2 separate regions of the Homo sapiens genome follow, and region 1 is linked to region 2. Evidence: chromatin loops called from intact Hi-C (ENCODE). Cell type or tissue: mammary epithelial cell. All regions are shown on one strand. Each heading gives the region's core, and the rest is flanking DNA. Links, peaks and the distances in the headings are about the cores only.

The links. Peaks named below come from ENCODE experiments on the same cell type or tissue, not always from the same donor. Only the 100,000 strongest peaks of a DNase experiment are listed, where the experiment ranks them.
Region 1: a loop joins it to region 2, with 5 times the contacts of the local background. A loop is called at or near these places in 50 of 110 quality-filtered maps.

What each region holds. Positions count from the first base shown.
Region 1 is chr12:52,500,804-52,514,146 of GRCh38, forward strand. No RefSeq gene overlaps it. Among named protein-coding and RNA genes, the nearest start is that of KRT5, 13 kb to the right of the region's middle. In mammary epithelial cell, for the core only: a CTCF peak has its summit at 6,507 (motif pointing left); a DNase peak (open chromatin) is centred at 6,438; H3K27ac peaks cover 1,329 bases.
Region 2 is chr12:52,369,216-52,379,352 of GRCh38, forward strand. It overlaps KRT84 (keratin 84), which reads right to left. Exons shown (of 9, transcript NM_033045.4): 9 at 8,597-9,165. The coding sequence ends at 8,819. Among named protein-coding and RNA genes, the nearest start is that of KRT85, 6.8 kb to the left of the region's middle. RefSeq lists enhancers at 818-1,317, 3,479-3,648, 5,156-5,325 and a cis regulatory region at 3,564. In mammary epithelial cell, for the core only: a CTCF peak has its summit at 3,520 (motif pointing right); a DNase peak (open chromatin) is centred at 3,536.

The sequences.
Region 1 (13,343 bases), core at 3,152-11,151, 130 kb after region 2:
TTTGTCAGTTTGCCAACAACCTGCATTCATGAGACTAGTTTGCTGTTTACTCATACAGCCTCCGGTGGTATACTGAGTTGATCACGACCCTCACTCTTTCAGCCTGCAACAACCCACCATTATAGTATCATACACAATAGTTTCACTGCCCTAAAAATCCTCCTGTTCCACTTACTCATTCCTTCTTCCCCCCTAACCATTGGCAGCCACTGGGCTTTTTATGGTCTCCATAGTTTTGCCTTTTTCAAAATGTCATGTAGTTGGAATCATACAGTATGTAGCCTTTTCAGACTGGCCTCTTTCACTTAGCAATATGCATTTAAGGCTCCTCTATGCCTGTTCATGGCTTGATAGCTCATTTCTTTTTAGTGCTGAATAATGAAATTCTATTGTATGGATGTACCACAAATTGTCTATTTATTCAGCCAATTGTCTAAGCACCCATCTTGGTTGCTTCTAAGTTTTGAAAATTAGGAATAAAGTTGCTATTAATATATATGTGCAAATTTCTATGTGGGCATTAGTTTTCCATTTCTTTGGGTAAATATGAAGGAGTAAAACTGCTGGATTGTATGGCAAAAGTATGTTTACTCTTTTTTTTTTTGAGACAGAGTCTCGCTCTGTCACCCAGGCTGGAGTGCAGTGGCGCGATCTCGGCTCACTGCAATCTCCGCCTCCTGGGTTCAAGTAATTCTCCTGCTTCAGCCTCCTGAATAGCTGGGATTACAGGCAAGCGCCACCATGCGCGGCTGATTTTTGTATTTTTAGTAGAGACAGGATTTCACCATGTTGGTCAGGCTGGTCTCAAACTCCTGCTCTCGTGTTCCGCCCACCTCTGCCTCCCAAAGTGCTGGAATTACAGGAGTGAGTCACTGTGCCCGGCCAAGTATGTTTACTTTTGTACAAAACTACCAAACCGTCTTCCAAAGTGGCTATACCATTTTGCATTCCCATCAGTAATGAATAAGTGTTCCCATTGCTGCATATTTTCACCAGCACCTGGCATTGTCAGTGTTCTGGATTTTGGCTATTCTAATAGGCATGTTGTGATACTTCATTATTGTTTTAATTTGTATTTCTCTGATGACCTATGATGTTGAAAATCTTTCATATGCTTACTTACTATTTGTATTATCTTCATTGGTGATGTGTCTGTTAAAGAATTTGGTCCATTTTATAATCAGGTCGTTTCTTACCGTTAATTTTAAGAGTTATCTAATACATTGTAGTTTGAATAAGAGTCCTTTATCAGATATGTCTTTTGCTAATATTTTCTTCCAGTCTGTGGCTTGCCTTCTCATTTTGGCAGTGTGTTTTGCAGAGCAGATTTTAATTTTAATGAGGTCCAGCTTATCAATTATTCCTTTCATGGATCATGGCTTTGGTGTTGTATCTTAAAAGTCATCACCATACCCAAGGTCATCTAGGTTTTCTCCTATGTTATCTTCTAGGAGTTTCATAGCTTTGCATTTTACATTTAGGGCTATGATCCATTTTGAGTTAATTTTGTGGAAAGTGTAAAGTTTGTGTTGAGATTCATTTGCATGTGGGGTATTCAATTATTTCAATAGCATTTGTCTTTGCTCCCTCATATTGCTGTTGTTTCTTTGTCAAGGACCAGTTAACTATATTTGTGTGGGTCTAGTTCTGGCCTTCCTATCATGTTCCATTGACCTATTTGTCAACTCGTTCACCAACACAACATGGCCTTTATTACTGTAGTTCATTGTAAGTCTTGAAGTTAAGTATTGACAGTACTCTGACTTTGTTCTTCAATATTTTGTTGGGCCATTTTAGATCTTTTGCTTCTTCATAAAACTTTAGAATCCATTTTTTGGTCTACAGAAAATAACTTGCTGAGATTTTGATTGGGATTGCATTGAATCTGTAGATCAAGTTGGGAAGAACTGACATCTTGACAATATTGAATCTTCTTATCCATGAACGTGCAATATCTCTCAATTTATTTGGTTCTTTGATGTCTTTCATCAGAGCTTGTAGTTTTCCTTATGTAGATATGTATATATTTTGTTAGATTTATACCAACTATTTCATTTTTGGAGGTGCTAATATACGTAGTATCATGTTTTTTATTTCAAATTCCTATTGTTCTTTGCTAGTACATTGGAAAGTGATTGACTTTTTATATTAGCCTTGTATCATGCAACTTTGCTATAATCACTTGTAAGTTTGGGTAGTTTTTCATTGCATCTTTTTTTCTACATAGACAGTTATGTCATGTGATCAAAGTTTTATTTGTTCCCACCCAATTTGTATAACTTTCATTTCCTTTTCTTGTCTTATTTCATTAACTAGGACTTCCAGTTATTTTGAAAAGTAGTGATGAGAGGGGAAATCCTTGCCTTGTTCCTGATCTTAGCAGGAAAGCTTCTAGTTTCTCACCATTAAGTATAATCTTAGCACAGGTTTTCTGTAAATGTTCTTTATCAAGTTGTAAAATTTCCCCTCTCCTCCAAGCTTACTAAGAGTTTGCATTATAAATGGTGTTGGATTTTGTGAAATTGTTTTTCACAATACACCTATTGATATAATCATGTGTTTTTTTTTCTACGGCCTATTGTTGTGATTGATTACATTAACTGATGTTCAAATGTTGAACCAGTCTGTCATACGTGGAATAAATGTCACTTGGTCATGGTGTATAATTCTTTTATAATTCTTTTTATGCATTGTTGGATTTGATTTGCTAATATTTTATAGGGGATTTTTACAGCTATGCTTATGAGAGATAATGCTCTACAGTTTTCTGTTCTTGCAATATCTTTGTCTTGTTTTGGTATTAAGGTGATGCTGGCTTCATAGAATGAGTCAGAAAATGTTCTCTGTGTTCCTATCTTTGGAAAGAGATTATAGAGAATTGGTACAATTTCTCCTGTCAATGTTTGGTAGAATCCACCTGTGAACCCATCCAGGCCTGGATGGGTAAATAAATAACTTTTGGAAAGTTATTTACTATTGGTTCAATTTCTTTAGTCTATTTTTTCTTGTGTGAATTTTAGCAGATCATGTCTTTCAAAAAATTGGTTCATTTAATTTAGGTTATCATATTTGAGGATGTAGAGTTGTTTATAATATTTCTTCATTACCCTTTCAATCCCCATGGAATATATAGTGATGTCGATTTATTCATTTCTGATATTAGTAACTTTGTGTCCTTTCTATTGTTTTCTTAGCCTGGCTAGAAGCTTATCAATTTTACTGGTCTTTTCAAAGAAATCATTTTTGGTTCCATTAATTTTCTCTATTAATTTCCTGCTTTTAATTTCATTTATTTCTGCTCTAATCTGTATTACTTTTTTCTTCTACTTATTTTGAATTTAATTTCCTTCTTTTTTTCTAGGTTTCTAAGGTGGAATACATGCATTCAATATAAATTTCTCTCTAAACTCTATTTTTGTTGCATCCCATAAATTTTGGTGTCATATTTTCATTTTTATTTAGTTCAAAATATTTAAAAATGTATGTTCAGATTTCTTCCTTGACCCATGTGTTATTCAGAAGTTTGTTGTTTAATCTCCATGTATTTGGGGATTTTTTTTTTTTTTTTGAGATGGTCTCACTCTGTTGCCCAGGCTGGAGTGCAGTGGCGTGATCTCGGTTCACTGCAACCTCTGCCTCCTAGGTTCAAGCAATTCTCCTGCCTCAGCCTCCTGAGTAGCTGGGATTACAGGCATGTGCCACCACGTGCAGCTAATTTTTGTGTTTTTAGTAGAGATGGGGTTTCACCATGTTGGTCAGGCTGGTCTCTCACTCCTGATCTGGTGATCTGCCCATCTCAGCCTCCCAAAGTGCTGGAATTACAGGCATGAGCCAACATGCCTGGCCGTATTTGGGGATTTTTAAACTATCTTTCTGTTATTGATTTCTAGCTTACTTCTATTGTGGTCTGAGAGCATACATTGTATGATTTATATTTTTTAAAAAATTTTAAGGTATGTTTTATGGCCACAGTGTGAATGTTCTATGTGAGCTTGAGAAGAATGTGTATTCTGCTCTTGTTTGGTGAAGTGTTCTAAAGGTGTCAATTATATTGAGGTGATTGATGGTGTTTTTGAGTTCAACTATGTCCTTACTCATTTTCTAATAAAAAATCAATATAAATATTTTCTAATATAAAATAGTGTTGAAGTCTCTGATTAGAATAGTGGATTCCTCTGTTTCTCTACCCCATTATTCCATTGGTTTTTGCCTCACATATTTTGATGCTCTGTTGTTAAGCACGTACATATTACGGATAGTTATATCTTGGAATTAAGGATTATTATTGACACCTTTATCATTAGGTAATGCCCCTCTTTCTTACTGATAATTTTCCTTGCTATGAAGTCTGTCCTGTCCCAAATTAATACAGCTACTTCAGCTTTCTTTTAATTAGCATTAGCATGGTATGTCTTTTCTCCATCCCTTTACTTTTAATCATATATGTCTTTATATTTAAAAATGGGTTTGTTTTAGACAGCATACTGTTGGGTTTTGTTTTTTGATCCATTCTAACAATCTCTATCTTTAAGCTGGTGCATTTAGACCATCACCATTTAAAGTTATTATTGATATAGTTGGATTAATATCTACCATATTTCTTACTGTTTTCTAGTTATTGCTCTTGTTTTTCGTTCCTTTTTTGTCTCCCACTCTTTTTTCATCTTTTGTGGTTTTAACTGAGCATTTTATGATTCCATTTTCTCTCCTTTTTAGTATATCGGTTATACTTTTTTTTTTTTTTTTTACTTCTTTCAGTGGTTGCCCTAGAGTTTGCAATATACATTTACAACTAATCCAAGTCTACTTTCAAATAACACTATACTGCTTCATGGGTATTGCAAGTTCTTTGAAATAACCAAGTACAGTTGACCCTTGAACAACATGGGTTTGAACTGCATGGATCCACATATATGTAGAATTCACAAGATGCAATATCCAAGTATTATGAAGGGCCAACTTTTCTTTTCATGTAGAGGATCCTACAGGGCTGACAGTGGGACTTGCGTATGCCAGGATTTTGGTATATGTGCAGGGTCTTGGAATCAATCCCTGGCATATACCAAGGGGTGACCGTATCGCTAATTCCTCCCTCGCATCCTTTGTATCAATGCTGTCATTCATTTCACTTACACATAAAGTATAAACATTGAAGACATTGTTGCTATTATTATTTTGAACGAACATTTATCTGTTAGATCTTATTTCTTCTCTAATGCTTTTCCTTTCTTTATGTAGATCCGAGTTTCTGACCTATATAATTTTCCTTCTTGGTGAAGAGCTTCTTTTAACATTTCTTGCAAGGCAGGACTACTGGCAACATATTCTCTTCATTTTTGTTTGTCTTGAGAAAGTCTTTATTTTTTCTTCATTTTTGAAGGATAATTTAGCAAGATATAGAATTCCGTGTTGCTGTTTTCTCACCCAACAGTAAATATTTTACTCCAGTCTTTTCTTGCTTGCAAGGTTTCTGTGAGGAAGTGAGATTTAATTCTTATCTTTGTTCCACTATAGATAAGTTGTTTCCCCCCCAACCATGGCTTCTTTCAGGATTTTTGTTATCTTTCATTTTCTACAGTTTGAATATAATATACACAGGTATTTTTTTATGTCTGACACTAATTTTTGGAAATTCTCAGTCATTACTTTCTCCAATATTTATTATGTTGCTTTCTCTATTTCTTGTTCTAGTATTCCTTTTACACAAGTTACATCTTTCATAGTTTCCCCCACAGTTCTTGCATATTCTGTTCTTCTTTTCTCAGTCTTTTTTTATTTTTGCTTTTCAGTTGAGAAAGAACTGAAAAAACAGTTCTATTGACATACCCTCAAGCTCAGATTCTAATGTCAGCTGTGTCTAGTCTACTAATGAGCCCACAAAAGGCGTTCGTCATTTCTGTTATAATGTTTTTTATCTCTAGCATTTATTTTTTATTATTAGAATTTCTGTCTATCTGCTTTCATTACCCATCTGTTCTTGCATGTTGTGTACCTTGTTCATTTGTGCTCTTAGCTTGTTAATCATGGTTGTTTTAAATTCCCGATCTAATAATTCCAATATCCCTGCCATATCTGAGTGTGGTTCTGGTACTTGCTCTGTCTTTTCAAACTGTTTTCTACCTTGAAGTATGCTTTGTAATTTTTTTGTTGAAAATGGATGGAAGAAACTGATAAATAAGCTTTAGTAATGTAGTGATGAGGTATGAGGTGAGGGGAGGTATTCTATAGACCTATGAGTAGAATTAGGTCTCAGTCTTTTAGTGAGCCTGCGCCCCTTGGCTGTGAACTTCACAAGTGCTTCTGAGGCTTTTTTCACCTCTTTAAGTAGGGTCAGCATAGCTGGAGGGAGCTGGGGTTGGGTATTTCCCTTTCTCCAGCTAGACCAGGCTCTGATAAAACCTCAGCAGGGCTGCCTGTGGTTAAATAGTTGTTCCTGACGGCAGACTGCCTTAAGAACAGAATGCTCTGTCTATTTCAAAATGGTTCTTTGTCTGCTCCCCCTACTGGAAGCATGAGATTCTTCTCACATTTTCTCTGTGAGGACCTGGTGGAGCCCCTGGAGTAAAACTAAGTATGCTTCTCTAAGAGTGGGCTCCCCTGGAATTCTCAACACTCAAACTTATCCACACGGAGCCTCCGGCAATTTACCAATTATGGCTCAGGGTTTTCTACCCAAATACTGGTTCCTGTGGAGATTTCTGCTCATGGGTTACTACTCTGGTAAGTTGGGATTCTCTGTAATTGCTTCTTTAACTCTCCAGTTGGAAGGCAGTGGTTTGCCCTGTAATCTTAGTTCTCTGACAGATGAAGAAGAGTTGTTGCTTTTCATTTTTTCCATTTTTTACTTTTTGTTAGAATGTAGTGATGACTTTCAACCTCCTGAAGTGCCAGACCCCAAACTAAAAGTCCCTCTAGTCTCTCTTGCTCTTTAAATCAGAGCTGAGGTTTTCTACCCTTTGTTTCCCCTCTGTGCTGATACCTGTTCCACTGAGCTCCCATTGATCACCATCAAAAGATCAACGGTCATTATCACACAGACATGCAAACATCCTTCTCATGCTTCCATCTTATTACAGATACATGAGTCTGCTGTAATTCTGAGATGAAAATGACATATGCCACCCACTAAAAGCTGAAGCTCAATCTGGGTCCAGCTGCAGAGGAGCAGTCCTCTCTTCAATTCCCAACAGTCCTGCCCATCATAACTACACTCAGGAGTTCCCATCTGACAAATAAGTTGTCCTTATCTTCCCTTGCAGTGTCCCTGAATGGTGTGTGATGTACCTTCTGATGCAGTCTGCATTTCTGCACTGCTTTTCTTTGCTCTCTTTGCCTTCTTTTGTTCTGTTGAATAAAGGAGATTGAGAATATGAACTTTCTGTTAGATTGCCTTGCTGACCATGTGCTGGTTTAGAAACATTCTCATCCCACAAACATTCCTCATCTTTGAGGAACTGCCCCTCTCCACACCGACAACTCACCATGCTCCACACCCTACTCTGTCAGTCAGTGATTCTGGAGGACACTCTGGGTGGACGATCACCAATGTTGTATAAGCCCCAAAAGCTGTTAGGACAAGTTCCCGGTGTGCCAGGCAAAGTCTGTTCTCTTTCCCCAGCTGAAAAGCTCCAGGACAGCAGGCTACTGGCAGGATACCTCGCCAGCCTCGAGTAAAGGCCAGACCCTTACCCAGATCTGAGAGACCAACTAGATGCCAGTTGGCTTGAGACTTGGAGCAGGCATTGCCATCCCAGTCACTTGTGAATAGGGTTGTTCAGACAAAATAGAGAATGCCCAGTTAAATTTAAATTTCAGATAAACAACAAAAAATATACAGTAAGTATGTTCCACATGTTGCATGGAACATACTTATACTAAAAAAAATTATTTATTGTTTCTCTGAAATTCAATCTGAACGGCACATCCTGTATTTTTGTTTGCTAAATCTGGCAACCCTGCCTATGAAGTCATCCTGCCTTTATATGGAATCACAGACAAGGGCACAGGTTGTTTACTGGGCTACTGCTTTGGATTTCTCCTGTAAGGGGCAGACAATAGACAAGGACCAAGCTTAAGACCCTTCCTCCAAATCATCCGCATTAACTAACCCATAGGTTGCTTAGAAGTCTTGTTCAGTTTCTAAATATTTTTGAATTGTTGAGATATATTTCATTACTGCTTTCTAATTTAATATGCCATGATCGTGGAACATAGTCAGTATGTTTTCAATATTTTGAAGTGTATTGAGACTGTTTTATGGCTTAGCATATTACTTATCTTTGTGAATGTCCTTTGTGAGAAGAATGCTGTTGTGGGTACTGTTTTGTAGTTCTTTGTATATTCTGAATACAATTTCACATATATATAAAAATTATGTATATATATAATATTTATATATATTCAAAATTTTGCGGGGTTGTGGCTTACTGTTTTGCTCTCTTCATGTTGTTTTATGAACAAAGTTTATCAATTTTTTAAGGTAAGCTTTTTTCTATCCCATTTAAGAAATTTTTGCCTATCCTCACTCCATAAAGATATCTTCTGTTTTCTTCTGAATGAATTATTGTTTTACCTTTCACATACAGGACTATAATACAACTGAAAATGATTTTTATCTATGGGATGAAGTAGAAATCGTAATACATTTTTCCCATATAGACAGCCAACTAACCTTGCACCATTTATTGAAAAGACTATCCTTTTTCTATTGCACTGTAATAGTACCTTTGTTGTAAATCAATTGAGTCAATATGTAGTTTGCTTCTAGATTCTATATACTATCTCATAGGTCCATTTGTCAATCATTTCCCCAGCACCATACTTTCTTAATTACTACAACTTTATAATAAGTTTCAGTATCTGGAACTATAAGTCTTCCAACTTTATTCATCATTTTTTAAAATTTAATTTGATACTAAGTTCCGGGATACATGTGCAGGATCTGCCAGTTTGTTACATAAGTAAACATGTGCCGTGGTGGTTTACTGCATCTATCAACCCATCACCTAGGTTTTAAGCCCCGCATGCATTAGCTGTTTATCCTGATGCTCTCCCTTCCCCCAACCCCTTTGATAGGCCCCAGCATGTGTTGTTCCCCTCCCTGTCTCCATGTGTTCTCACTGTTCAGCTCCCACTTATAAGTGGGAACATGTGGTGTTTGGTTTTCTGTTCGTGCATTAGTTTGCTAAGGATAATGGCTTCCAGCTCCATCCATGTCCCTGCAAAGGACATGATTTCGTTTCTTTTTATGGCTCCATAGTATTCTGTGGTGTATACGTATCACATTTTCTTTTTCCAGTCTATCATTGATGGGCATTTGTGTTGGTTTCATGTCTTTGCTATTGTGAATAGTGCTGCAGTAAACATACACATGCATGTATCTTTATAATAGAATAATTTCTATTCCTTTGGGTATATACCCAGTAATGGGATTCCTGGGTCAAATGGTATTTTTGGTTCTAGATTTTGAAGACTCATCACACTGTCTTCCACAATGGTTGAACTAATTTACATTCCCACCAACAGTGTAAAAGCTGTTCTTCTTTTTTAGGGTTGTTTTGACTATTTTAGCTCCTTTTCATTTCCTGTCTTAGTTCATTTTGTGCTGCTATAATGGAATAGCTGAGTCTGGGTAGTTTAAAAAACCAAAAATTTATTTCTCACAGTTCCGGAGGCTGGGAAGTCCAGGATCAAGATACTGACAGGTTTGGTTGTCTAATGGGGGCTACATTCTTTGGAGGGGAGGAATGCTATCTCCTCAACTGGCAGAAGAGTAGAAGAGCAACCTAACTGAATCCTGTGTGAAGCTTCTGAACTCTGAAAGTCCCCATTTCTAAATATCATTACATTGGCAACATCCAAATTTTGGAGGCAATACATTCAAATCATAGCATTTCAACACAAATTTTAGAATAGATTTATCAATTTCCACAAAAAATCTGTGAAAATTTGATTGAAATTGCATTAAACCCATAGTTCAATTTGGAGAAATTGATGTATTTACAATATTAAGTTTTCCAATCCATGAAGATATCATATACCTTTGTTTATTAGGTCTTCTTTAATATTTTCAAAAGGATCATTTTAGTTTTTTGTCTTACACATCTTTGGTTAAGTTTATTTCTAGGTATTAGATTTTTTATGCTACTAAAAATATCTTTCAAATTTTGTTTTCTAACTGTTGTTTTCTAGTGTACAAAAGTATAATTGATATTTGTATATTGATTTTCTGGTGACCTTGATACATTCACTTATTAATTCTAGTAGTTTGTAGATTATTTTAATTTTCTATATATACAATTATGTCATATGTGATCGCCTGCAGTTTGCTTTTCTTCTGATCCAGAAGATGCTTATTTCTTTGTCTTGCCTTATTGCAATGGCTAAGATCTCCAGTATAAAGTTGAGTAATCATTGTGATAATAGTTATCCTTACCCCCTTTTTGTTCAATGGAAAAGTTTCATTTACTATTAAGTATAATATTTTTTGTTTTTTTGGGCGGCCATTTGATTTATCTCCCTTTATTCTATTCATTTTGTATATTACATGATTTTTTAAACATTAAACCATCTTGACTGCACTGATGCTTGACTGCTGACAACTTCTAAGCAAGCCCCTTGCCTCCCTTTCCTATTATGCTCATTATCTGGAAAAACTGATATGAAAACCGAGGTGTTCCTTCCTTTGGCAGTGATAGCAACTTCCAACTTCAAACCACATGCAGGCCCCACCCCTAATTACCATAAAAAACCTGATGCTATAAAAAACCCTGCTCACTCAAGCCACTTTTGGACCAGCTTGGAAGTCCTGCCTTGCTTTCCTCAGAAAGCCTTATTATTTGAGTTAAATATCCGTTCACCCCCTCTTGGAGTGTGTGGTGTGTGTGTGTGTGTGTGTGTGTGTGTGTGTGTGTGTGTGATGTCATCAGTCTCAACAGCTAAACGAAATTTTGTGTGGCTGTCCATCTTGCCTCTGGAAGGTGGTCATGACAATCAGCACTGTGAGCCTGCTAGATGTCTAGATGATGACTGCTTCCACCGGAGTCTTTTCTTTCTTGCTTTGGCTTCCAGTCTGGCTCTGCTGTCTTGCTCTGGGTTGCTGTGTGCTGACTAGGGGGCTCTTTGAGTTGTGTTGCTGCCTGCTGGCAAACTTGCCCTTTGAGCTGTGTTGCTTTGGGCTGCATTTGCTGAGTTCTGCTGAGCCTCTGTTACAGATTTAATTGACCCAAGTCAGAAGTTTCAAAAACTGGGATTTAAGGACAGGAGTATGGGATTGGGGGCCCTCTTAGGGAGGCCCTGAATCGTGTTCCTCAGCCCAGACCTGTCTGTATATACCGTATTGAATTGTATTTCTTGATTCCAGCATAAACTGGGACTGATGCTAAGCTAAGGGGAATGGCTCTTACCCCGTGACTACTGGTTGTGTGTCTCAAGCGGGTGCCGGCCCTCATTCTACGGAGTTTTCAGGGAAAAGACTGATATGTGGTCCCTTCTGGTGGTCACTCATGTGGAAGAAGAGCAGTTACTACGTGGCATGCTGAAGCCACGCTCCTAAAAACAGATGGCAGCCAGGCGCGGTGGCTCACGCCTGTAATCCCAGCACTTTGGGAGCCCACGGCAGGTGGATCACCTGAGGTCAGTAATTTGAGACCAGCCTGACCAACATGGAGAAACCCCGTCTCTACTAAAAACACAAAATTAGCCGGGCATGGTGGCGCATGCCTTTAATCCCAGCTCCTGGGAAGGCTGAGGCAGGAGAATCACTTGAACCTGGGAGGAGGAGGTTGTGGTGAGCCAAGCTTGCGCCATTACTCTCCAGCCTGGGCAACAATAGCAAAACTCTGTAGGAAAAAAAAAAAAAACAAAAAACCAGAGTGCTTACTAACTAGAGTCCTGTAAAATGTCTTGGCTGCTGTTGCTGCTGTTGCTCCTGTTGCCACCGCTGCCGCTGCCTATGCCTCTGTTACCAGAAAAGATCCTCATCCTCCGGGTTATAGGAGAAAACACACATGGCACAGCCAAAGGGTTAATTCAACTATTTCCATGGGGGAGGCCTCGAGCCCTGACAATACAGATTTGAGACTCCTTGGAGGAATAAATATATAAATATGGGCAGAGTAGAGAGAATTCCTCTCCTGCCAAATTATATTCAGAAACCACAAGAAAGATAGAGAGAGAGAGAGAAACCTGAAAACAGGGAGAAGAAACAAAAAATTAAAACAAAGATCCATAATTTGATACAATTGGAAATCCAAAATTGGCTAAAATAATTTATACATCTAAAAGATAAAAAGGTGTGCAGGCTGTCTTGGTGTCTCCACCACATAAATTCTGAATTTACTTTCACATTTGCTGACATACAATAATTGACAATTCTTCATGGTCTTAATCCATACTGAAGCTCAAATAATACTTATACCTGGGGATCCTATTAAATTTAAACAAGGTACCCCTGTAATCTTGGGGAAGTTAATGAACAAAAAATAGAGAACAAACAGGCATGCCTCACTTTAATTAGCAGAACTACTGACTTGCTTAAATTTCCCACGATCATAGCATCCTCTAACGTTTCCCACAATGGGCATGGACAGTCTAACCCAATAAGTCATAAATTAAAATTAAATCAAGTCCTTGGCATTTATAAATTGGTTTGGCAAAATGGGACACCATGGGCCTCCCCAAGCCCTAGTTAAAATAGTTAATATGCCCCAGTGTAAATTAAAACAGGACCTTTAAGGAGTGAAGCCCATTAAACAGGATCTATTTAGAGAAGGGTTGTTTATATCCATTATTTTTCCATCAACAACCTAATTTGGCCTATTTTTAAACTTGGGAAAAATGAATGGTGCCTCACAGTGGATTACCACAACCATAATGTCATGGTCATGCCTACTAAGGCTCCATACCCAATATTACTGAAATTATTGACTTATCCAATTGGCAGCTGGTAGATATTTCCTTCTTATGGATTTGGCTGTCAAATATTCTGTTGAATGCCCGTTGCAACAGCTTCTCAGTCACAACTCGCTTCACCACCAAGGCGGCATGACACAGCTTTCCCAGATACTCAGGGATTGCCTCAGCAGCCCTGCCATGACATGCAATTTTTGCAGTCAAGCTCTTAAATGCATCTGACTTTCTCCAGGAGTACAGATATGATTTACATTGCTGAATCCTCCTCCAAAGAGATGCATTTGATACACGCGTTCAGGACATATAGATACCAAGGAGCTCAGAAAAAAAGGGTTTGCCGTTGTCCCACAGGTCATGCAAAGTCCTGCCACATTAAATTTCAGAAATTATTTGGTAAACCAAGAGCTACTCCATCCCTGACACTGTCAAAA
Region 2 (10,137 bases), core at 1-8,000:
TTCCCACCTGCCTCACCCAGCAGAAAGGGCTGTTCCTTGCCCTGCCACAGCCTTCACCTCCTCTGCACATTTATGACTCCTTCACCCTTTCAAGACTGCTTTTAATGTTTTTTTTTTTAGTCTGATTTCACTTGTATAGCAATTTTGGGTGGAGTCTGGGGACAGAGAGAGGAGGCTGTATGGGGGAGCTCAGTGTGGGGCCTATTGCTGGGATACAGGGATGTTTGGACAGTGAGTTCACTGACTGACTGCCATGTAGACCTGGAGCTGGTGTGGTATGGGCCAAGAGGGATTCCTGGAGAAGGGTGGGGTCCGAACGTGGCAGGTAGAGGGGACTGAAAGCCCAGAAACACCTGCCTCTCTCCACAACTCCCGTAAGCCTCTGCCCTCCTCCAGGTTCTTAAAGATGATGGGACCAGAGACATTTCTCTTCCTTCTTGGGGGCAGGAGGTTTTGTCCTGGAGGGAGGCTCCTGTTTCAGCTGCTTTCCCTTGCACCCAACACACACCCCATCCAACCCTCCACCCTAAATGGGAAGGGAAGGTGGGGCCAGGGGATTCAGGAGTCTGGGGGTATTCCACTGTTTCCAGAGCTAAGATACCTCTACAGGACCAGCAGGTCTGTCCAGCCCAAGGGTATGAGCCCCTTCGAGGGTGTGCGGGGGTGAGACAGGCCCACCCTGCCCACAGGAATGTGCTCGTGCGTGCTGGGTGAAGCTTGCATCACTGCTGATGGCAGTGCTGAGCCCAGGGCTGGGGCTGGGGGCTTCCCAGGATGCTGTCCAGGTGGAGCTTCGGATTGGAGGAGCTGGACTGAGGGCAAAGCCTTGAGGGGAGCAGATTCCTTACGGGGCTGGCCCCAGGTGGTCCAGGGCCAGGGAGCAAGTCAGGCCAGGTGGATCTGGCACAGCTGCCCTGGAAAGACCTGGGCCTTTGCTTATGGTTCTACCCAGGGAGGACACAGAGAACACATAGCCTCCTGCCTGCCTCTAGCCATCACCCAACCACTCTGCCCAGTGGAACCCAAGTCGTTGCCCTGAGAGTCAGGATCTTTTGGGGGCTGGGAGCCCCATCTCCTTTCAGTGTCTCACCCTCATTCACTGTGCCCTCATTCACCTGTGCCCTATTGCATCCCTCTTCCTTCCACCAACCTTCTCCCTGTTACACCTTGGCCTGGAATGTCTCAGAATAGCTGCCTCTTCCAGGAAGGCTTTGTGAGCTCATCGGGGGAGGCTGTGATTTCTCCTCCCTGCTGTCTCATAAATGCCCTCTCTGGGGCTCCCCAGGTAACTCCATTTATCCCCTTCTACACTCTCTTGTCCTAAGGACTGTCACTCATCACCTCCTTTGGCTCTGTCCCCTCTTGTACCCTGCACCTTTTGAAGGCCCCATCTAGTTTCGGGAATCTGAAGAATCCACGACCTTCCCATAATTTAAACTGCTCCCAAGTGGCTTCTTCTTCCAGAAAGTCTTCAAGAACTACTTGAGGAGAGAAGTTCTTTACTCTACCCTGGAGCTCCAGGCAACCTCTGAGACCTCCTGTGAATCTGCTCCACTCCAGAGGTACATATTCTGGGGTTTTCTCAGAGGCCTCACTGCTCCCACCTCAGCCCCACTCTCAGGCGGTGCTTTTTACCTGAGCTGGGATGCTCCCTGGGGCAGCTGGCTCTCCCCAACCCCAGAGGCCCACTACCTCCCTTCCCTTCTGCTTTTTCTACTGTGCTAAAATCCCCTCCTTCCAGGAAGACTTCCTGGATTTGTCCAAAGACAGGAGGGTGCTGACACCTTCCCCATCCTGCACTGTCTGTCCTCCCAGTTTTGTGTTTGTGCCTGCCTGGGCTCTTGTGGGTTGTCTTCCCATCCCTCCTAGTGGGCTGGTCCCCCTCAGTCAGTCCTGATGGGCTCCCCATGGACAAGGCCTGCACAGCTGATTCAAACTGGGTACCGCCCTTTGCCTCTGCTGGCCACACTTTTATTATGCATCTAAGGCTACGCCACTGCCGCTGCTGAGACGCAGCTCTTGGAGGCTCTTCTTAGCCCTCTTTCCCTCTCTTTGACTTTCACAAGACTTGGGCATGATTCAGGGACCCTAAGTGAGAGAAAGGAGGGTCAGAGCAACTCTACGTTCTCCAGTGTGTCATGGCGGGGTTCCGTGCCCAGCTGACACAGCTGCTCCCTGGCCTGCTCCACGGCAACTCCAAGAAACTCCATTCTCCTCCCGAACTCTGTCCACGTGCCTTCCTATTGGCAGCATTCCCTGGTGCTTTGCTGTTTTCCATGGTTACTCGGGATCAGAGCAGTGGCTCAGTCGTTACAGAGCCTCTGATTTCAGGAATGTACTGCATGAATGGTTTTGAAATGTTTTCTTTCTTTTCTTTTTGGCAGTTGAGCCATCTCCCCAAATCCTAGGAGGAAAACAGCTATATAAAGCCATGTATTTACTTATGTAGTTATAGAATAGATAAGATTGACATGCTGGTCTCCCTGTTTGCCCCTGGCCCTCCAACTCCATTCTCAGCCGAGGAGAGTAAGCCCCGTAAAACATAAGTTGGATCATGTCTCTACCCTGCTCAAACACCCAATTCCCCATTTTGCTTGGAGTCCTAACAATGGCCAACAAGGCCCTGCACTGCCTGTCTGTGTTGTGGCCTTTGTCACCGGTCTCCCTGTGTTCAGCAACCACAGTGACCTCCCACTGGAGCACCAGGACAGGGTGCACTCCTGACTCAGGGCCTGTGCCCTGCTGTCTCTTCCACCCAAATGCTCCCCTGTCATCCAAGTGGCTTGCCCATTGCCTCCTGCAGGGCTTTGCCCCTATACCATCTCTCTGACCCTTTAAAAAAATGGCAACCTGCCCTCCACCCCAGGGCACTCTCCATCCAGCTTATCTTGCTCTTATTTATTTATTTTTCCATCACACTTAACACAGTCCAGAATTTACTTATTTATTCTATTTGTGGATTATTGTCTGTTTTTCCCATCACCCCAAAGTAAACTCCATGGAAGCAGAGATTTTGTCTGTTTTGTTCATTTTGTTCACCTAGAAAAGTGCTGGGAATATAGTAAGTGCTCAGTAAATATTGTTGACTGATGAATGTATAAATGAATGGCTATCTTGGATACTTTAGATATTTGAGGTTTGGCAGAAAATGACAGCTTGTGGGAAGCCTTGGCCCTTGAGCCCCGAGGAACACATGCAGTTTGAAAGCCATGGGACTAAGACCCCTCCCTGGCTCTTTCCTGCTTCAAGGCTGTGGTTTTCTGAATACCCATGGAGACAAAGAACACAGAACGGTGAAAACGGCTGGGTTGGGCTGGTGAGAAAGGAGATAGATTTATTTTTAAAAGCTGTTACTTATTGTTTTTATGTTTGTGTCCTAATTACAAATCTGGAGAAAAACAAAATGGTTTTACAAGACTCTAAGCTCCCTCCTCTCCTTGCTATATTGCACAAGCCAATCCTGCTGGTAGCCTGCTTTGAAAATCTCCTACGCCTTCTTGTCCGAAGTTGGTGGCCAGAAGAGGGCAGCAAATTCCCACAGCTGGCCTGGCAGCAGTTCAGTCGTGGCAGAAGCAGAGAAGGCCAGGGATCTGCCTGCAGCTGGCTCTGGTTTCCAGATCTTTGGAAGCTGGAGACAGTCCCTGACGCTTCTGCATCCACCTGTGGTTGGTACTGGAGTGGCTGAGCTGCTGACAAAGCTATTGTTCATTGACAAAAGAGAAACACCACCACCACCACCACTACTGAAGCAATTGTGTACCCACTGTGGGCCAGGTTGAGTGCCAAGCACCTTGGATTACCATTGCATGTCATCCCCACATCTCTTTGAGGTACGACATATTTTTCCATTTTACAAATGAGGCAAGAGGCGTATTGAGATTACGTGACAGGCAGAACAGCACAGTGGTGGTGAGCATGGGCTCAGGAGTCAGAGCTCCTGTGCCTCACCACTTATTTAACCTCTCTGGGCCTCAGTTTTGTCATCTGTCAAATGGGAAATAATAAAAGCACCTACCACCTAAGGATATTGAAAGAATAAAATGAGTTAACCTGTGAGAATTATTTGGAACACTACTCAGTTCAACATATGTTAGGTATTATTGTTACCTCTCATTACCTTTGGTCACGCAGCCAGTAAGTGGAAGACCTGGGATTGAACTCAGGTCTGCCTGTGCCCTTGTCCATGGGTTTGACCCCTATGTCATCTCTGGGAGATAACTGACATATTAATAATATTGAGTCTTCCAGCTCATTAACACAGTATATCTTTCTATTTATTTAAGTTTTCTTTGATTTCTTTCATTAATGTTTTGTAGTTTTCAGCATACAGATCCTCATATACTTTTTAAAGGTTTATGCCTAAGTATTTATCCTTTGGAATTAAATGGTACTATTGGAAATGATATTTCAACAATTTTTTAATTTCCATTGCTGGTGTATAGAAATACAATTGATTTCTGTATATTGACCTTGCATCCTGCAACCTTCCTAAAGTCACTTATTAGCTCTAGTAGATATTTAAATAAAGATTTCCTAGAATTTTCTATATAGAAAATGAAGACTTCTGAGCTGTATTTCTTCCTTTCCAACCTGTATATTTTTGCCTTAGTTCAGTGGCCAGGACAGCTTGTACAATACTAAGAGTGGTGTAAGCAGACTTCTTTATTTTGTATCTAATCTTAGAGAGAAAGCATTCAGTCTTTTACCATTAAGTATGCTGTCAGCTGTAGGTTTTTTTTTTTTTAGATTTCATTTGCCAGGCTAAGAAAGTTCCCTTCAATTTCTAGTTTGCTGAGAGTTCTCTCTCTTTTAAGCCAAGAATGGATGTTAAATTTTGTCAAATGCTTTTTCTGCATCTGTCAAGATAATTATACTGTTTCTCCTATTTAGTCTGTTGATATCATGAATTACATTAATAGACTTTTGAAAGTTGAACCAACCTTGCATTCCCAGGCTAAACTGTCATTGGTTATGATATACTATCCTTTCATTTGTTACTGTGCTTACTTTACTAATGCCTTGCTGAAGATTTTTTCATTTCTGTTCATTAAGGATACTAGTTTATAGCTTTCTTTTCTTATAATGTCATTGGGTTTTGGTGCAGGGTAATGCTGGTCTCAAAAAGAATTGAGACGTTTTCCCTTCTCTTATGTTTTCTGGAAGAGTTTGGGTTGAATTCTTTCTTAAATGTTTGGTAGAATTCACAAGTGAAAATGCTTAGGCCTGAATTCTTCTCTGTGGGAAGGTTTAAAACTGTACATTCAGTGCACACTTACTAGATATAGAGCTATTCAGGCAGGACTGGCTACATAATTTACAAGGTCTATCTTGGTGAATGTTCCCTATTATCACTTGAAAAGAATGTATACTTTTCTGTTTGGGGTGGTGTGCTCTATAAATGTCAAGTAAATGAGGTTGATTGAAAGTGACACAAATTACCAAAGACAGTGACAGTAGGCATTAAACTTTCCTTCTGTTAATCTGTCTTTGGTCATCTTAATTCACAGACTCCAAGCACTAAAACTAAGTGGGTAAAGGAAAGCTTTTTCTCCCTGACAGTGTGTTTCGACCATTTATGCTATATGTAATTATTAATATTGTTTTATTTAAGGTCTGTGATTTTATTATTTGTTTTCTTTTTGGCCTTTCTGATGTTTCTCTATTCTTTTTTATCTTCTTTGGATTATTTAGATATTAATATATTTTCCTTTGATCTATGACTTAAAAAACTTATTTATTATTATAATTATTCTTATTTTTGCAGAGAAAGGGTCTTCTGATATTACCAAGGCTGGTCTCGAACTTCTGTGCTCAAGTGATTCTCCTGCCTCAGCCTCCTACAGTGTTAAGATTGCAGGCGTCAGCCACCACGCCTGACCTCTATTGATTTTTGAGTGTATCTCTATGTATTACTTTTTAGTGGCTACTCTAGAGATACAATGTATGTAATCTACTTTTTCACAGTCTACTTAGAGGTGATATTTTATCACTTACGTTTACCTTCCCCAGTTTATGTGACAGTCATCATAGATATTGCATCTATATAAATTAAAACCCCATCACTAGTTATCATTTTTATTTTCAATAGTCATATACATTTTAAAGAACATAAAAGAAACAAAAATAAATTTTATATTTACCCAGATATTTACCATTTCTGTTGTTCTTCCTTTATTCCTGAAATTACGTTTCTCTCTGATATCGTTTCCTTTTAGAGCAAGTCTGCAAATGGCAAATTCTCTTAGTTTTCCTTCGTCTGAGAATGTCTTTTTGTTTCTTTGTTGGTTTTGTTTTCTTTTTGCCTTTGCTTCTGAAGGAGACTTTTGCTGGCTGTAGAATTCTGTGTTTACAGTCCCTCCCCCCTCCACAACCCTTGGCACTTTAAATGTGATGTGCCACCATCGTCTGTCTTTCATGGTTTCTGATGAGAAATCTATGATAATTTGAACGATTATTCCCCTATATGTAATGTGTTATTTTCCTCTAGCTTAAAAAAAACTTTAAAAAAATCTTATGTTCTCTTTATTCTTCAGATTGGATAATTTCTATTGATCTGTCTTCAAGTTATTGACTCTCCTTTGTCTACTTCTTTTTGTTATGGGCCCATCAATGACTTAAAAAATGTCAAATATTAAAATTGCCCCCAAGGGGTGTGTGTGACTTTGCACGTAGAAGATGAGGTGGGAAGTCATGAGCTCCTGGAAGCAGGAGGGCCAGTGGCTGGTGACCCCACCATCATGCAGGGCCTGAGGCTGTGAGCAGGGCAACCTCTACATCCTCAGGGTGCTGGCTGGGGTCTTGGCAATGCAGAACATATAAAAATGAGAGATGTGCTTCCTGCTCCCTCAGAAGAACTGTCTTGGAGTGAGGCTGACCAGCAAACCATTCCTACTATGAGACATGTGCCCCAATGGAGCTGTGCTGTTCGTGACTGTGCCTTGGCTGACTCCTGTCCCCACCTGACGCTATGTCTTGCACTCTATGCTATAGTCATGGCCAATTTCAACTCCAGGCAAATCCTCAAACTTCTGCTCTCTCCAACGTCTTGGTTTTTGCACATGCTGTTGTTGCCTCTGCTTGGGACACTTCTTCCTTCTTAGTATGGCTAATTCATCATCCTTCACACCTCTGCTGGGACATTATATCCTTCAGGAAGCATTTAATGTTGCCCCAAGTCTGGGCGGGGCCTCTTGTCTGGGTAGTACAGCATGAGTTCTGCTTTTAATATAGTACTTAGCATATTGAGTCAAGTGCTTATGCACTTGTCCATCTATCAGACATGTGCACTTGTCCATCTATCAGACAGGACTGTAAGCTCTTTGAGGGCCGGAATTGAATCTTGTCAATTACCATTTTCCCAGCATCATGCCTGGTATGTGGTAGGCACTTCTCAAATGTTTGTTGGATGAATAGACAAAAGATGAGAGGTGGGCAGTGGGCTGTGTGGAGGGGATGGCTGGAGGTGGAAGTCTACGGGCAGATCACACAGGGCTTGTATGCCATGTTAAGGAGCTTGGGCTATTTCTGGGAGGCAACGGGGAGCTACCGAAGGATATGAGCTGCGGGGAACCACAGTCAGTTTTTTATGTGAGAAAGGCCTTTCTAGCAGCATCGTGATGAATGAGTTGGATGGAGACACGAGTGGGAACAGAAAGACCAGGAAGGACCTATAATGAACTGATGAACTGGGGGAACTGAGGGTGGGTGAGACCTGGGGAGCAACAGATGGCAGGGTTCACTTTGGTCAGGGGAGGGTGCCTCTGAGCACAAGGCTATTCCCAGTGGTGGGGGGAAGTGGGCAGTGGGCTGGCTGCCACTTGTTTTTGGAGCCTTTGCTACCTCTCCTATGCCCTGCAGAACTGTCAGTCCCTCCAGCGAATGGCCTGGGCCCTCTTTCCTCAGTGCCTTCCCTGTGCCCAGGACACCAGTCTCTGCCCTACCTCAGCTAGGCAGGCTGTGATCTGGTGGAGTCTAGGAGGCAACTCCTCCAACCCCAGTGTGATCCAGAAGGAGAGGCCAGAGTCCCTGTGAGGTGAGCTTGGCAAGTTTATTGAAAACCCAGGAACACAAAGAGTAGTGCACACAGGCAGCCCACCCCACCCAACCCCCAGGCCTCCTTGGAGCTTGCAGACACAACCCTGCAGTGGACAGGGCTGGGCCTCACACCACGAGCAGGGGCAGGAGTACGGGGATCATTGCAAAGCCCGCCTGTCCGCCTGCACCCCACCTCGTGGACTTGCATGCTGGAGTTACACCAACAACCCAGGAAGAGAAACAGCCGGAGAGAAGCCACTGGGAGAAAAGCCATCTCGGGGTTTAGGGAGCCTGGGGCCACCAAGGACTGGGATCCCCTTCATCAGGGAGAGAAGGAAAGAACCTTCTCCTACCAGAGAAAGGAAGAAGAAGGAAGTGAAGGATGTGGAGTTAAGGATGCCTGCAGTGTGGACGGTCAACTCCATTCTCCAAATTAACCCAAAGCCACGGGTGGTGAGGGCACTGGGTGGATTGTTGTTATTGCACGGAATGTGCATTTCTCCAGGCTGTTGCTGACAGGGAGAGGAGTGATCCAAAGGACAGAAATTGGGAGGCAGGGAGAAGCCAGCTTAGCTGGAACTGCTAATGGAGCATCTACATGGCAGAAAAATCCTCCAAGAGGACATGGGGCCAGGCAGAATAATCGGGGGAGTGCTAAGGGGTGGCTTCCTGGCAGAAAGGGGAGCTGGAGACCGTCAAGCCCAGAGCCCACGAACCCTGGGGGCAGAAGCAGGAGCCGTGGAGCTGGTTCTTCTCTGGGCAGCAGCTGTCTGGGGCTGGGCTCTCAGTACTTGGTCCGGCAGGAGGTGGTGGTGGACACAAAGCGGACGCTGGAGCTGCGGCCGCCGCTGCAGCTGCTGAAGCCCCCCTGGGTGGGCAGGGGGCAGGGGACGCTGGGGACACAGGCCTCGCTGATGAGCATGGAGCCACTCCTTGTGCCAGTGCTCAGCAGGTCCCCAGTGGCCGGGGCGACCCGGGCTCCACCCAGGCTGGGGCCACAGGAAGCCAGGACCCCACTGGTGGCACAGACGCTGCTGCTACCTGAGAAGGTGACCCCGCCGCGGGAGAGGGTGGAGCCGGCAACCAAAGGCTCAGGCCCGCACACCAGGCCGCCCCGGGAGCTGCTGACGGCTGCGGAGAAAGAAAGCATCAGGGAGGCTGCCGACACCAGGGCCCTCCACCTCCATGCTACCCCTGGGCTGCACCTCCGGGTCTGGTGGGGAGGGAGTGGGGTCAGGGTTGTGGCATCTGGGGAAGTGGTCCCTATTGTCTATACAGTCAGTATACACTTTTTCCCTCTCTGGATGGCTCAAAGACTGTGACTACATTAAAATCAAACATTCAGATGAAAATGACGACTTCATCCAATTCCCCAGATGTTTGCATGCATCCATAGGTTGACTGTCATTTATATACGGCTAAAGTCAAGTTGGGTTGTGAGATGTAGGTAGTGAGCTGGATTATCCAGACAGCTGGAACAGCAGCTTCCACAAAGCCATGGGCCTTTTCTCTTCCAGTTGTATTATGCCCCTTGGTGGTCTCCATATTTCCCCTAGCCCAGCACACAGGAAACCCCTCCAACACTAGTCCCTTGTCGCCTCTCTCCTGACCCACTGGTGGCTGTGCTCTGTAGCCCTCTGCTCTCCCTTGGACACAACTCCATGCCTCAGGACTCAAATCCACAGAAGAGCTTGCTAGACCAGCCCCATCCATGGAGGGGTACACTCTTTCCTGCCCTTTCATCTTACCCAGAATCCTTCCTGCCATCCATGATGTTCACTCAAGCTTGACCTCCTGCAGAAAGCCATTGCCTGTGGCTTCCCCTGACCACTCACCGCCTCCATGGGAGTGGGAAGGGACACTGTCTTCCAAGTACATGTAGCTCTGACTGTCTGACCCACCCAGTTTAGCACTCGGTTCCACTACACGTCAGTGTTCATTTGTGTTTTTGGAGTCAGAAATCTGGGTTTGAAATCTGGTTCGCTTTGTAAGTTCTGGCAAATCATGTACTTTCTCTGAGTGGGCAAAACAGGGATGCCAGTATCCGCTTTTCTCCCCAGGGATCCTTCCAGTGTTAGGTTGATGGTGGCTAGGACTCATCTT